Linked DNA regions of Homo sapiens: region 2 is linked to region 1. The links are chromatin loops, found by intact Hi-C in ENCODE. Cell type or tissue: right lobe of liver. All regions are shown on one strand. Each heading gives the region's core, and the rest is flanking DNA. Links, peaks and the distances in the headings are about the cores only.

Region 1 (4,610 bases), core at 139-2,638:
GGGAGGCGCTGGGAAGTGGCAGGTGGGGCAGGAGGGTTCTGCACCTGAAGGTTGTGCACCTGGATTGGGGGTGTAGAAGCGGGGCAGGAGCGTTCAGGCCTCTGGGGGCGTCCAGGCCCGGGCGGGGGAGCAAGCCTGGGGGAGGGAGCTCTGCACGCGTTGCTGGGATGTGGGGGGCGGGGGGAGGCGGCATGGGGGGAGGGGCGTTGTGTTTGGAGGACGCGGTAGCCGGGACCAAGAGCTGGCTCAGATCAGGGTCTGGAACGGGGACGGGCCGTGCCTGGGCCTGGTCCCCACCTTTGGGGCCAAAGCCTGGGTGCGGGCCTTGCGGATGCTGCGGAGGACAAGCGGCTGCTGACATCGTGCGGACTCCGCCCCAGCAGACCCGTGCCCCAGGGGCAGTCCCTCCCGCGCGCGCCCGGCGCTCAATGCCGTCCCCGGCCGCCTAGTTCAGCAGCTGGCTGGGGGCGGGACGGGGTCGAGTTGCGGGGCCGCGTCCAGACACGGCTGTGCGGGCGACAGCTGCATCCCCTCCCCGCGCCGCCCCTCGCTCCCGGCCCCGTACCCGCCCCAGCCTCCCGGCCTTACCCGCCACGGGCCTCGGTTGGAACCGCGCGCTGGAGTATCCGTCCCTGAGGCCGCGGCCGAGCGGGAAGGAGCGGGCGGGCGGCGGCGCGGACCCTCAGCCGGAGCGCGGAGCCGCGGCGCCTGGGTTTTGCGCGAGGCCTCCGCCCTGGGATTGGGGCGGGCAGTCGCGGAGGCGCATCCCTGGTGAGCCGGTGGGAGGGGAAAAGGATGTCGCGTCCCCCATCCTTGCGGCCTCCCGTCCTCCGTCACCAGCCCCCTCCGTCTCCTGCATCACAAGGCCCCGTCCCCGCGGTCCCCCGCGACCCCCGCACCCGGCCCCGCTCCACCCGCCGTGCTTCCTGCCCCTCCACACCCTCGTCCCCACCCGGGCCCATCCCCCTGTGAGCCCTGGTGCCCTGGGATGAGGGCCGAGGTCCTGAGCGGAGAGGGTGCTTGTACCAGCCCCATGGTGGCTCGAGCCCACCCCGCGGCCCCTCCCGTGGCAGGTGCGGTTTCTCCACCGGTTGTCAGCTGCGGGGCCGGGCGGAGACCTCCTCAACCTCCGGCCTTGTTTCAGGGAGGATGGGGTCGACCCTTGCGATCCCCAGAGGCCCCCCATGGCTCCTCCTGGGCTGGCTGTCTTCCTCCTGTGGGTTCTGATGCCACCTGGGCCGACGGCGTCTTCTCAGCCCAGGGCGGCCGCGCCTCCGGTGAGTTTCAGCTGAGGGCGCACGGCCAGCTCCGAGCCTGGCTCCGGGTGCAGCACCGGCCTGGGACCTCTGCTGTCCCGCGTAGGGGTGCCCTGCAAATATGTGATGAATAAGTGAAGAAATACGTTCTATCTTCTAACTTGCCGGATGTTAGAAGGAAACCAAGCTTATGCTTCTCATTTATAGCTACCGTTAAGGATTGGACAGAAGCTTAGCTTTTTGGGTGAGACGGACAACAGTGTTTTTAGAACCTTTGGCAAGGAAGAGCTGGAAAGAACATGTATTTGAAAGTGACTGACAGGTCTTCTGGCCCTAGGGGGCCACCTGAGCAGGTGCACCCAGCTTCCCTCCAAGACAGAAAATAAATTAAGAAGGAGAGCAGGAAGGGCCCCGGCAGACTCCAGACGGGAGGGGGTGCTGCCCATCAGGCAGAAGGAGCTTGGAAGGGAGGGGCCGTGGCCATGGGACGTGGAGGTGGGAGCGGGGGTCATCATAGGTCTGCACACTCGGGTTGAGTCCCCCTTCCCCATCACACACAGGACAGCCAGCAGTGAGCTGCTTACCCCAAGGAGTCAAGGGGGTTCTTGGGCAACCCCTGGTGCTGGAGCCGGCAGTGGACAGCACCGCAGCCAGACCTTGCTTATTTTTGGCTCATGAGGAACATCTGTGACCGTTCCCTCCCCTGGCCCTGGGAGGGGATGTGTGACCTCCACTCAAGACAGCCATGCGGCTCCTCCGGCTGCGGGCGGGGAGGGCATGTTTCCCAGCACAGGCCCAGGACTGCCAGCTGAGAGGCTGGGAGGGGCCCCTCACCCCTAGACTTTGCATGTGAAGCCAAGCGTGGAGCCTCACAGGGAATCTGAGATGGGAGCCAGTGAGATGGGGGCAGGACCCAGAGGGGAGAAGAGGTCCTGGGGATGCTGTGGATCTGGATCCAGCGTGCGGGAGCTGAGGTTCCGGAGTGAAACACTGCCTTTCATGGAAGCACGTCTTCCTGTCACCCATCGGCTTCATTTTAAAGGATGAAAATGTATCAGACATTCAAGGAGAGCTGCATCACATAAAAGAAAGACCAGGCAAAGAAACGGAAAATAAATGGATTGAGAAATGTGAATGACTCCAATCATTCCAATCATTGGAATGAATGGATTGGATAAAACTCCAATCCATAGACTCAGATTAGGGAGATATATTTATATAATAAGAACAGGAAACTGTGAAGATGAAATAAGACAAAAAAGACACTTTTGAGATTAAAAAATTACTGCAAAAAAAAAAAACCAACAGAAGGATGGAATTGTATATTTAAGGAAATGTTTCTGGCAAAAAGGCAGCAAATATGAAAGAAAAGGGGATAGACCCAGGGGATCCATTTTGGGCTCTAACATCTAACAGTTGTTCCAAGGCCGAGAACACAGAATGGGAAAAGGAAGGGGGAGGCGGTGCTCCAGCTGATTTTATGATTCCAGAAGCCTTCTATCTTAAGATGTATAGGATGTATCTTAGGGTGTATAAGAGAAGCGCAAGAGAAACATTTAGGCTGTTTTATGTTTGAGTAGAGACATGAAAGTTTTAAATAAAGCAGCAGCACAATGAGTCCAGCGGCACATCAGAAAGCAAATCACCATGATCAGGTCAGGTTCAGGGTGGTTTTATGTCATGATATATGTCAGTGTGCTTTACCTATTAGTGGACCAAAGGCAAAAAATACGGTTTTCTACAGAGAAAGACAAAGCATTTGATTTCAATCAACATTCGTTTGTGGTGAAACATGTTGAGAAAACTCATCATAGAAGTGAAATGTTTTCTTTGATAAAGGCTAATCTCAGAAGACATACGTAGTGGAGAGCTTTTAAATGTATTTTTAAAAATACGAACCAATGAGAAGATTGCCTACTTTCACCGCTTCTGTTTAACACAGCATTGGCAGAGCTGCCACCAAGAAGAACACAGCACGTTGAAGGCACGGTGGCTCCTGAAGCTGCAGCCCTGAGACCTGATTGTACCATGGAAGGTGGGGTGGCTCCTGCAGCTGTAGCCCTGAGACCTGATTCCACCACAAGTGCTGCAGCTGGCAGAGGCCACAGGACATAGGCATAGCTGGTGAAACCTGCAACTGAGGGTGTCGGGGGCTCCTGGGAGAGCCTCCGTCCCCCCTAAGGAGAGGGGCTGCGTAGAACCTGTGTGCTATTGTCCTTTCCCCCTTTTTCCTGCTGGGAGTGGGACTTGGTGCCAAGGGTGGCTCCTGCCATCGGAAGACCCCAGGATGCTGGGTCAGCGGCTAGGCGGGTGGAGGGTGGGGTTGTCCCCGGCACACAGCGGTGCTGCTCTGCCACTCTGCACTGCTGGGTGTCTCACATCTCATCCCTGTATTAAGCAGGTACTCCCTAGACTTGCAGCCAGATGTATACCTTAGATTTAAAAGATGGTAGAATTTCTCTACCAGAACAAAAAATAGCTTTAAAAAATATAAGATAAAAAGCCATTCATAGTCTGGCACGATGGCTCATGCCTGTAATCCTAGCACTTTGGGAGGCCGAGTCGGGCAGATCACCTGAGGCCAGGAGTTCGAGACCAGACTGGTCAAAATGGTGAAACCCCGTCTCTACTAAAATTACAAAAATTAGCTAGTCATGGTGGTACATGCCTGTAATCCTAGCTACACGGGAGGCTGAGGCACGAGAATCACTTGAACCCAGGAGGTGGAGGTTGCAGTGAGCTGAGATTGCGCCACTGCACTCCAGCCTGGGTGACAGAGCAAGACTCCTCCTCCAAAAAAAAAAAAAAAAAAAAAGCCATTCACCACAGTCCGCAATGTAAAAGACCTCTATGAAGAACATCCTAAAGTTATTAAAGAATATAAAAGAAAATCTGCATAAATGGAGGATGCACAGGATATTGTGAAGGTGACAGTTCACCACAAATTGATCCATAAATTTAATGAAATTACAATAAAAATCTTTACATAATTTTTAAAAGACTCTGTTATGAGCTGAACCGTGTCTCCCTCAAATTCATGCATTGAAGTCCCAACCCCTAATACTGTGGGGGTGGGTGCATTTGGAAATAGGACCTTAAAGAGGTGACTAAGGTTAAATGAGGTGAGGTGAGCTTGATGTCGTTAACAAGAGCAACTCAGGACCCAGACACCCACTGTGGGATGGCCCTGTGAAGACATAGGGAGAAGATGGTGTCTACAAGCCAAGAAGAGAGGCTGCAGAAGAAACCAACCCTGCCAAACTGTGAGAAAACAAATTTCTGTTGTTTAAGCCACCCTGTCTGTGGCACTTTGTTATGGTAGTAACAAAATAGCACAGAGCCCAAAAGTTTCTA
Region 2 (11,001 bases), core at 3,939-6,438, 150 kb after region 1:
TCTCCTGCATCACAAGGCCCCGTCCCCGCGGTCCCCCGCGACCCCCGCACCCGGCTCCGCTCCACCCGCCGTGCTTCCTGCCCCTCCACACCCTCGTCCCCACCCGGGCCCATCCCCCTGTGAGCCCTGGTGCCCTGGGATGAGGGCCGAGGTCCTGAGCGGAGAGGGTGCTTGTACCAGCCCCATGGTGGCTCGAGCCCACCCCGCGGCCCCTCCCGTGGCAGGTGCGGTTTCTCCACCGGTTGTCAGCTGCGGGGCCGGGCGGAGACCTCCTCAACCTCCGGCCTTGTTTCAGGGAGGATGGGGTCGACCCTTGCGATCCCCAGAGGCCCCCCATGGCTCCTTCTGGGCTGGCTGTCTTCCTCCTGTGGGTTCTGATGCCACCTGGGCCGACGGCGTCTTCTCAGCCCAGGGCGGCCGCGCCTCCGGTGAGTTTCAGCTGAGGGCGCGCGGCCAGCTCCGAGCCTGGCTCCGGGTGCAGCACCGGCCTGGGACCTCTGCTGTCCCGTGTAGGGGTGCCCTGCAAATATGTGATGAATAAGTGAAGAAATACGTTTTATCTTCTAACTTGCCGGATGTTAGAAGGAAACCAAGCTTATGCTTCTCATTTATAGCTACCGTTAAGGATTGGACAGAAGCTTAGCTTTTTGGGTGAGACGGACAACAGTGTTTTTAGAACCTTTGGCAAGGAAGAGCTGGAAAGAACATGTATTTGAAAGTGACTGACAGGTCTTCTGGCCCTAGGGGGCCACCTGAGCAGGTGCACCCAGCTTCCCTCCAAGACAGAAAATAAATTAACAAGGAGAGCAGGAAGGGCCCCGGCAGACTCCAGACGGGAGGGGGTGCTGCCCATCAGGCAGAAGGAGCTTGGAAGGGAGGGGCCGTGGCCATGGGACGTGGAGGTGGGAGCGGGGGTCATCATAGGTCTGCACACTCGGGTTGAGTCCCCCTTCCCCATCACACACAGGACAGCCAGCAGTGAGCTGCTTACCCCAAGGAGTCAAGGGGGTTCTTGGGCAACCCCTGGTGCTGGAGCCGGCAGTGGACAGCACCGCAGCCAGACCTTGCTTATTTTTGGCTCATGAGGAACATCTGTGACCGTTCCCTCCCCTGGCCCTGGGAGGGGATGTGTGACCTCCACTCAAGACAGCCATGCGGCTCCTCCGGCTGCGGGCGGGGAGGGCATGTTTCCCAGCACAGGCCCAGGACTGCCAGCTGAGAGGCTGGGAGGGGCCCCTCACCCCTAGACTTTGCATGTGAAGCCAAGCGTGGAGCCTCACAGGGAATCTGAGATGGGAGCCAGTGAGATGGGGGCAGGACCCAGAGGGGAGAAGAGGTCCTGGGGATGCTGTGGATCTGGATCCAGCGTGCGGGAGCTGAGGTTCCGGAGTGAAACACTGCCTTTCATGGAAGCACGTCTTCCTGTCACCCATCGGCTTCATTTTAAAGGATGAAAATGTATCAGACATTCAAGGAGAGCTGCATCACATAAAAGAAAGACCAGGCAAAGAAACGGAAAATAAATGGATTGAGAAATGTGAATGACTCCAATCATTCCAATCATTGGAATGAATGGATTGGATAAAACTCCAATCCATAGACTCAGATTAGGGAGATATATTTATATAATAAGAACAGGAAACTGTGAAGATGAAATAAGACAAAAAAGACACTTTTGAGATTAAAAAATTACTGCAAAAAAAAAAAAAAAAAACAACAGAAGGATGGAATTGTATATTTAAGGAAATGTTTCTGGCAAAAAGGCAGCAAATATGAAAGAAAAGGGGATAGACCCAGGGGATCCATTTTGGGCTCTAACATCTAACAGTTGTTCCAAGGCCGAGAACACAGAATGGGAAAAGGAAGGGGGAGGCGGTGCTCCAGCTGATTTTATGATTCCAGAAGCCTTCTATCTTAAGATGTATAGGATGTATCTTAGGGTGTATAAGAGAAGCGCAAGAGAAACATTTAGGCTGTTTTATGTTTGAGTAGAGACATGAAAGTTTTAGATAAAGCAGCAGCACAATGAGTCCAGCGGCACATCAGAAAGCAAATCACCATGATCAGGTCAGGTTCAGGGTGGTTTTATGTCATAACATATGTCAGTGTGCTTTACCTATTAGTGGACCAAAGGCAAAAAATACGGTTTTCTACAGAGAAAGACAAAGCATTTGATTTCAATCAACATTCGTTTGTGGTGAAACATGTTGAGAAAACTCATCATAGAAGTGAAATGTTTTCTTTGATAAAGGCTAATCTCAGAAGACATACGTAGTGGAGAGCTTTTAAATGTATTTTTAAAAATACGAACCAATGAGAAGATTGCCTACTTTCACCGCTTCTGTTTAACACAGCATTGGCAGAGCTGCCACCAAGAAGAACACAGCACGTTGAAGGCACGGTGGCTCCTGAAGCTGCAGCCCTGAGACCTGATTGTACCATGGAAGGTGGGGTGGCTCCTGCAGCTGTAGCCCTGAGACCTGATTCCACCACAAGTGCTGCAGCTGGCAGAGGCCACAGGACATAGGCATAGCTGGTGAAACCTGCAACTGAGGGTGTCGGGGGCTCCTGGGAGAGCCTCCGTCCCCGCTAAGGAGAGGGGCTGCGTAGAACCTGTGTGCTATTGTCCTTTCCCCCTTTTTCCTGCTGGGAGTGGGACTTGGTGCCGAGGGTGGCTCCTGACATCGGAAGACCCCAGGATGCTGGGTCAGCGGCTAGGCGGGTGGAGGGTGGGGTTGTCCCCGGCACACGGCGGTGCTGCTCTGCCACTCTGCACTGCTGGGTGTCTCACATCTCATCCCTGTATTAAGCAGGTACTCCCTAGACTTGCAGCCAGATGTATACCTTAGATTTAAAAGATGGTAGAATTTCTCTACCAGAACAAAAAATAGCTTTAAAAAATATAAGATAAAAAGCCATTCATAGTCTGGCACGATGGCTCATGCCTGTAATCCTAGCACTTTGGGAGGCCGAGTCGGGCAGATCACCTGAGGCCAGGAGTTCGAGACCAGACTGGTCAAAATGGTGAAACCCCGTCTCTACTAAAATTACAAAAATTAGCTAGTCATGGTGGTACATGCCTGTAATCCCAGCTACACGGGAGGCTGAGGCACGAGAATCACTTGAACCCAGGAGGTGGAGGTTGCAGTGAGCTGAGATTGAGATTGCGCCACTGCACTCCAGCCTGGGTGACAGAGCAAGACTCCTTCTCCAAAAAAAAAAAAAAAAAAAAAAGCCATTCACCACAGTCCGCAATGTAAAAGACCTCTGTGGAGAACATCAAAAAGTTATTAAAGAATATAAAAGAAAATCTGCATAAATGGAGGATGCACAGGATATTGTGAAGGTGACCGTTTGCCACAAATTGATCCATAAATTTAATGAAATTACAATAAAAATCTTTGCATAATTTTTAAAAGACTGTTATGAACTGAACAGTGTCTCCCTCAAATTCATGCATTGAATTCCCAACCCCTAATACTGCAGGGGTGGGTGCATTTGGAAATAGGACCTTAAAGAGGTGACTAAGGTTAAATGAGGTGAGGTGAGCTTGATGTCGTTAACAAGAGGAACTCAGGACCCAGACACCCACTGTGGGATGGCTCTGTGAAGACATAGGGAGAAGATGGTGTCTACAAGCCAAGAAGAGAGGATGCAGAAGAAACCAACCCTGCCAAACTGTGAGAAAACAAATTTTTGTTGTTTAAGCCACCCTGTCTGTGGCACTTTGTTATGATAGTAACAAAATAGCACAGAACCCAAAAGTTTCTAAAGTCTATATGGAAAAATAAATGCCTAAAATAGCTATTAATAAAATAATTTTGAAAAAGAAGATCAAAGAAGAGTAACTCACCATGTCATATTAAGACGTTGTAGAAAGCCATAGTAATAAAACAACCAAGTCTTTGCAAGGATTAGACAGAGACCAACACGAGAACAAGGATACCATTAAGAAGCTCATGTAGGAACCTGTCCATGTCTACAGGAATAAAAGAAGATTGAGAATTTTGGAAGAGACTGGGAAACTAAAAGGACAAAAAGGAAAGTCTAGAATCAAAAAATACATTTTAAAACACAGAAGATTAGACATGGCTAGAGAGAGAATTAGTAACATGGAAGATCAAAATATCCAGAAAAAAAAAAAGGAGGCAGAGGGTACACTATAAAAAGGCCTGACATGCCATGTAATAGAAGCAATGGAAGAAGATAATGAGGTAGGTGTAATATTTAAGGAAATAATCACCAATCAGTTCCAAAAACTGATGAAAGAAATTAAATCATGAATTCTAGAGGCATTACAAACTCCAAGTGCAATAAATACAAAAAAAAGCATACCTAGGTAAGACAGCTTTAAACCAAACAACTTCCAGAAGCAGGGGAAACTCAAATTACCTGCAAAAGAGTAAAAGTAAGACTGGCAGCTGGCTTCTCAACAGAAAGAGGCAGTGGGTGACAAAGCAGAAATGCAGTTTGTCAAGTCCCTGTCCCAGCATCACAGAGCTGACTGTGAAGGGTGGTTAGAAGCTAAGAGGCAGCAGATTAATAATTGGCATAGATAAAAAAGTTACCATGCAAATACTAAAAAGAAGCCAGTGTAGCTATATTAATGCCAGACAAAGTAGACTTTATGACCCAAAGGTTGAGGTAAAAGCACTACTAGGGACAAAGAGTAATGCCTCTTAGTGATGAAAGGTAAATTTACCAAGATGATAAAACATTTCTAAATCTGTATGCACTTCATGACATAAGCTCACAATATACAAAACAAAAATAGTAAGAAAGATTTAGAGTGAAAACTCATTGACATAAATTTAAAACTCACACACAACACCACACATCTGTTGAGTACCTCTCTCTCCAAGGACACATGCTGAATGCATCACACTGGGTGGCTGTGATGAGGGAGGTGGGATTAGGGCATGGAAAAACCGTGAAATCAAGTGAGAGATACCTCCCCACAACCAGGTGCCGCAGCCCAATAGGAAGAGACGTGCTTGGTCAACTTAGTTTCTGCCCTCAAGCACCAGAGAGAAAAGGCAGAGAAACCAGGTAAGGGCACATTGTCTATTCATTAGACCCATGGAGTTTTCAATAAAAGGACACAAAATGACATTCCTGTTTCTGAGGAAAGGGGACACCTGTGTGTTTGGTGGTGCTGCCTGGATGTGTCAGAGCCCTTTGCTCACCTGGCCTCAGGCTCTGCTCTGAGGAGCTGGGACCTCATGGCAAGGAGACCATCCCTCTGGGCCTGCAGGACTGGGCAGAGTGGCTGGCCTCCATAGCAGCTGTTCATCCGAGAGGGTCAGGGGAGAGGCCGTGAGAGGGGGCTTCTTGTGAGCTCCAGGCCCAGCTTCTCCTGGGCTGGAGGCTCCTAGCTGCTGTGGCAAGGAGCTGTCCTGGCAGTGCTGAGGCCCAGGTCTGGCATCTCTGCCCCTCCACTGCTCAAGGAGATGCTTGCCTGTGGCCACTCTGTGCTCTTGGCAACTCTGGGTGATATGGGCGAGGGCAGGACTTGCTGACTGCCCTGGTGGGAGAGGGCTATGGCTGCCTTGGGTGGTCACCAGTGTCTGTGAGCACAGGGAAGGAGGAAGAGGGATTGGGCAGCTCTCCCTCCTGCAGCTCTAAAGGGGAAGGGCCTGGAGGAGTTTGGCCAGGGCCTCCCTGATGTTGCAGTTCCCAGGCAGTAGATGATGGGTTTGAGCAGAGGGATCCCAACCAAGTAGACCCCTGACACCAGCTTGATGAGGTTAGAGGAGCCGCCACCCCAGGTGGGAGGCATAGGTGGGGAAGGCCTTTAGCTGCTGGGCCTTTCTGGAATCCTCAGCGATCTGGCCAGGATGTGGGTGTAGGAGACCGTGGTTGCCTGCAGGGAAGCCGCAAGGATCACCTGGGCTGCCTGAGTCCGCATTTCTATGGTAGTGGTGCTGGAGCAAGAGAGCCCTAGCGGGGGTGGGATATCACAGAAGTGGTTGAGGACATCGGGGCTGCGGAGCCTCAGGCTGGAGTTGAGAGCCGTGGACACAAAGGAGGCTGGGAAGCTGCTGAGCTGGGCGCTGATGGCCAGGTGCAGGCAGAGCCAGCTGCATGGAGTCCATGATGGGCTGGGTAGTGCAGCAGGTGGCAGATGACTGGGTGCCAGTCACAGTCCATGTTGGCCGGGAGGACGCACTCAGAGGAGCTGAGTGAGAGGAAGAGGAGCAGCCAGGTGAGGTGCCCCGAGAAGGAGATAGATGGTCGTCGCTCGTGCTGGGAGTCCGGCCAACAGCTTTGGGACGGTGACCGAGGTGTACAGAGTCTCCAGCACCGAGAGTTGGGCCAGGAAGAGGTGTGTGGATATGTGCAGGTGGTGGCTGGCTCTGATGGTCCCCACGACAGCCAGGTCCTCTAGGATGGTCACCACATAGATGATGAGGAGTGACCAAATAGCAGCCCTTGAAGATGGTGCAGCTCTGGGAAGCTCAGAAACACAAACTCTGTCACCACAGTATTGCTGGAATTGTACGTGGCCCTCCTGGTCAGGCAAGTCACTTCTCAGCACTCCAGAACAGTGGGGAGACTAGGCTGTGGTGTGTGATGGGGTCACAGCCCTGCTCCACTGGTGAGAGCTAGGTAAGAGCGCTGTAAGCCCTCCTGGGATCTTAGGGCAGGGGCTCAGGCTCACAGACTGTCCCACCATGCACCTTTGGGACCTGCTGCAATACTTATCTGTCATCCCCACCTCTCAGCCCAACATGCCCACTTACCCAGAGCTAACGCCTGGCCAAGGGGCCTTGGGACCTGTACACACTCATATGATCAGGTATACCCCCTCTTACACCTATACGCCCTGAGGTGCATAATCTTCCCTGCCCCAACACACAGGTACATGGCCAGGTGCACACATATACACTCAGTGCACGTCCCTCCCCAGCTGCACACACACCCTGGTGCACACACATGCACCCAAGTGCACACCCCCAGATGTACACACAGCGCAAGGGAAGACCCATTCTGCCTGGCGTGCCTTCTCGGGGCTGTGTGCCTTGGGGCCCTTCCTGGACCTCAACCCTGCTGGCCCCCAGGGGCCAGGGGCACCCTGTACGGGTGAACAAAGCTTCCAGGCGTTTTGCAGAGGGGAGGGAGGCTCCTCCCCACCTTTTAGGTCCTGACATCTTTATCTTGTACTTTCTGAGCCAGCAAAGGGGCGGACGAGGGAAGGGCGGGAGCTGTCCACTCAGAGCCTCCAATGGGTCTGTGTGGCGTGGGGTTCTGGTTCCTGGACTTGCCTGCAGTTGGGTGTCTGAGGGCAGGATGGGGGTTGGAGGGTGAGCTGGGACAGTGGTGGGAGAAGGAGCTCCGCAGGCCTGTGCAGCAGCTCCTCTGGGAGGTCCCCGCCCCTCTCGGGGGATGTAAGCCCCAGACCCCTACCTCGCACTCTGCCTCTGGGTCTGTCTGCGCCTGGGCAGCGGCCGGGTCCCCGTGGACAAGTGGAATTCCTGGGTGACCCTTGACCCAGCCTTCTACCACCCCTTCCTCACCGGTGCTCGGGGGTCTGAGCTGGCGGCTGCTCCAGGCCCACCTGGTGAGACGACTTCAGAGACCCCTACCCATGGCGGGGGCGAGGACGGAGTGCTGGGGGGCGCCACTGGCCAGCCTCAGGAGATGCATGGGCCCCGCCCTGGGTGCAGCGTGGGCGGCTGCGGGGAGGGGCTGGGCCGACGAAGGCTCAGCGCTGAGGACCCTCTGCAGCGCCCCCGTCCACCCCCCCCCCCAGTCCCACAGCACCCCGGGCGACGTGGACCAGCCAGCGAGGCACCTTGGGGCTCAGGGCTGGGGCCCTGGGTGCATCCGCGCAGCCTCCCCCAGGTCTTCGCGTGGAGACCAAGGTCACGGCGGGCCCCGCCTCCCTCGCAGGTGCGTCTCCCCCGGCCCCGCCTCTACCTGCCTCCGCTGGTGTTTCTTATTCGGTTCCTTTGTGACCTTGCCCTCCCCACCCCCTATCTGCTCCCCATCCTGGAAGTCTCTCATTGCAAATTTTCACTCCGATGGGACTGCCAGAGCGATTTGTAAAGTGCTCTGCAGGCCCATGGAGGGACCCGCTGAGCTGGGAGGCCTCCCCACGCTCTGCTCAGCCGCAAATAGAGCTTTCCATGCAAACTTCCCTCCCGGTGCCCTCACCCCGGGGACACCAACCTGGGACAGGTCGCAGACTCGAGGCCCTTCCCTTGAGGGTGGGGGCTGCTGAATGCTACCCAGTAGGCTGCCTTTGGAACACCCATTTCATTTATTTTTCGATGCATGGCATTTATTCATCTATTTATAAAATAATACAAAGAGCACATGAACCTCCCCTCAGCACAGGACATAGACAATTACTAACCCCTGAGCGTATCTCCTCCCCTCTCCCACCCTCAGAGACCATTCGTTGGGATTCTCTGGCTGCTTTCTTGAAAGCACGTTGATGACCCGAAACACGGGGCTTTGTTGGATTCAAGCTTCATAACCCAGAGCCCCGGGCTGTGCGCTGTCCTCTAGGTCTTGCTCTTTCATGTCAAGACTCTCCCTCTTCTCAGCAGCTGCACTCCACTCAGTCGGACACCTGTGTAATATTCCATGGTGTGACTACACCGCAAGTCATAACACATTCTTTGTTCACGGACACTTGGAACGATCCCCAGTCCTCTGTTCTTGCGAATGGCACTGGATGACATTCCTGTGCCTGGTTCCTGGTTGTCATGTGTGAATATTTCTCTTGTAATCCACCCGTAAGAATGGGAATGCTGAGGTCAAACTTTACTCAAAACCTCCTAAGAAAATACCAGATTCTTTTCCCAGTGTGGCTGTACTGCTCCACAGCTACTATGGCTCTCCCACCCTCTCCAGCAGGTGGTCTCGTGGAATTCTCAGTCTTGGCCACTTTAATGGGTGAGAAGCAGCGTCTCATTGTGTTGGTGACTCGTATTTTCCTGCTTGTCCCACAGATTTGGTATCAATGTGTGTTTCTGCTTCTGTGTGTCTTTTGTACATTTCTCCCAACGGGGTCATCTTTTAGTTATTGATTTGTAGAAATTCTTTAGCCCTTTCTAAATTTCTCTGTGGAGGCACAGTTTACAGAGTAATGCGCTTAGTGTTGAGGTGATGGGTTTTGATAAATGTGTGTGTGTGCCTGGAACCCAGACGCATCAGGATGCCAACTTCCGTCACCCCACAGACATCCTGCATACCCTTTCCCAGTTTATCCCTGACTCTCAACCTTGAGGCAACCACTGCTGAGATTCTTTCCTTCATAGGTTTTGTTCATTCTAGAATGTAATATAAGTGGAACACACAACGTCTTCTCTTTCGTCTCCAGTTTCTGCTCAGCACAGTGTTTTTGAGGCATATCCAGGGTTTGTTTGTTCCATTATTAGATAGTTTCCAGATGATCTGGAAATGTGTTATTTAGTTTCCAAATGTTCAGAGATTTCCTGGAGACATTTCACTGTTGTTCACTTCTATTTTAATTCCCTTGAGATTAGAGAACATACTTTGTTTTAAATTTGAGATTTATTTTATGGCCTAGAATATGGGTCTATCTTGGTAATTGATCTGTGTTCTCCCAAAAGAATGTGCATTTTGTGTTATTGGGTGGCACATCTTGTAGATGTCAATCAGGTAAGCTGGTTAATAGTGATGTTCAATCTTTATTGAAATCTGTGGTTCTAATTGTGGATTTGTCTCTTTCTCCTTGATGTTATATTGTTTTTGCTTCATGTATTTTTAGGTGGTTATTAGGTGCATACCTACTTAGGATGATTTTGTCCCTCTAAAGAATTAACCCCTTAATAGTTATGCAATGATTTGCTTTATGCCTGGTAATATTTGTTGTTTTAAAATCTACTTTGTCTGATATTAACTGCAGCTTTCTTTAAATAGTGCATGATATACCTTTTACCATTATTTTACTTTAAACCTACTTCTGTCTTTCTTTTTAAATTGTGCTTCTTGTAGGCAGCCTATAGTTGGGTCTTGCATTTTTATTCAGTCTGATAATCTCTGTCTTTTATTTGTGGTATTTAACCATTTACATTTAATGTGATTACTAATATGATTACACTTATTATCTACCACATTACTATTTGTACTGTCATAAATATTTGTAATGTAGTAAATCTCTACCACATTACTATTTGTTTACTTTTTATCCTGTCTGATTTTTGTTCCCGTTGTCATCTTTTTCTTCCCTTTTTCTGATTACATTTTATCTCCTTTGCTGACTATGACCTGTAACTCCTTCTTTTGTTACTTTAGTGGTTGTTTTAGGGTTAGTGTATTCCTTTAACTTGTCATCCTCTACCTTCAAGTGATATGTTATTTCTTCACGTATATTATACAAGCTGTACAATAGTGTACTTCCGTTTCTCTCCTACTGTCCTTTGTGCTACTGTGGTCATGCATTTTATGTTCATGTGTTATAAATTCCACGATAAATTGTTATTATTTTTGTTTATACAGATACTTATCTTTTAAATAATAAGGAAAAGTGATGTGCATTTATTCCTATTGGCATTCATTGTGCTCTTTATTTCTTTTTATAGATCCTTATTTCCACTTGGCATCATTTGCCTTTTACCTGGAGGGTTTCTCTAAATATTTTTTGTAATGCTCATGATATATTCCTTCATCTTGTGGTCTGCTCATGATATATTCCTTCATCTTTTGTATGTATGAACAATTCTTTATTTAACTTTTGTTTTTGAAAGATATTTTTGGCTGGGCATGGTAGCTCATGCCAGTAATCCCAGCACTTTGGGAGGATGACGTGGGTGGATCATCTGAGGTCAGGAATTCTAGACCAGCCTGGACAACATGGCAAAACCCCGTCTCTACTAAAAATACAAAAAATTAGCCAGGCATCGTGGTGTGTGCCTGTAATCCCAGCTACTGGGGAGGCTGAGGCAGGAGAATATCTTGAACCTAGGAAGCAGAGGTTGCAGTGAGCTGAGATCTCGCCACTGCACTCCAGCGTTGGTGATGGTGAGT

The links. Hi-C counts contacts between places; a loop is a spot of excess contacts. Peaks named below come from ENCODE experiments on the same cell type or tissue, not always from the same donor. Only the 100,000 strongest peaks of a DNase experiment are listed, where the experiment ranks them.
Region 2: it touches region 1 in a loop (8-fold over the local background); 25 of 110 quality-filtered maps call a loop at or near these places.

Annotation. Positions count from the first base shown.
Region 1 is chr10:133,423,885-133,428,494 of GRCh38, forward strand. It overlaps SPRN (shadow of prion protein), which reads right to left and starts at 741. Exons shown (of 2, transcript NM_001391974.1): 1 at 589-741. LOC124902564 (a long non-coding RNA gene) reads left to right here and starts at 686. Exons shown (of 2, transcript XR_007062397.1): 1 at 686-1,277. RefSeq lists an enhancer at 557-1,064. In right lobe of liver, for the core only: no CTCF peak of the experiment used is centred there; no DNase peak of the experiment used is centred there.
Region 2 is chr10:133,569,529-133,580,529 of GRCh38, forward strand. It overlaps the pseudogene SPRNP1 and the pseudogene OR6L1P. Among named protein-coding and RNA genes, the nearest start is that of SYCE1, 9.4 kb to the left of the region's middle. In right lobe of liver, for the core only: no CTCF peak of the experiment used is centred there; no DNase peak of the experiment used is centred there.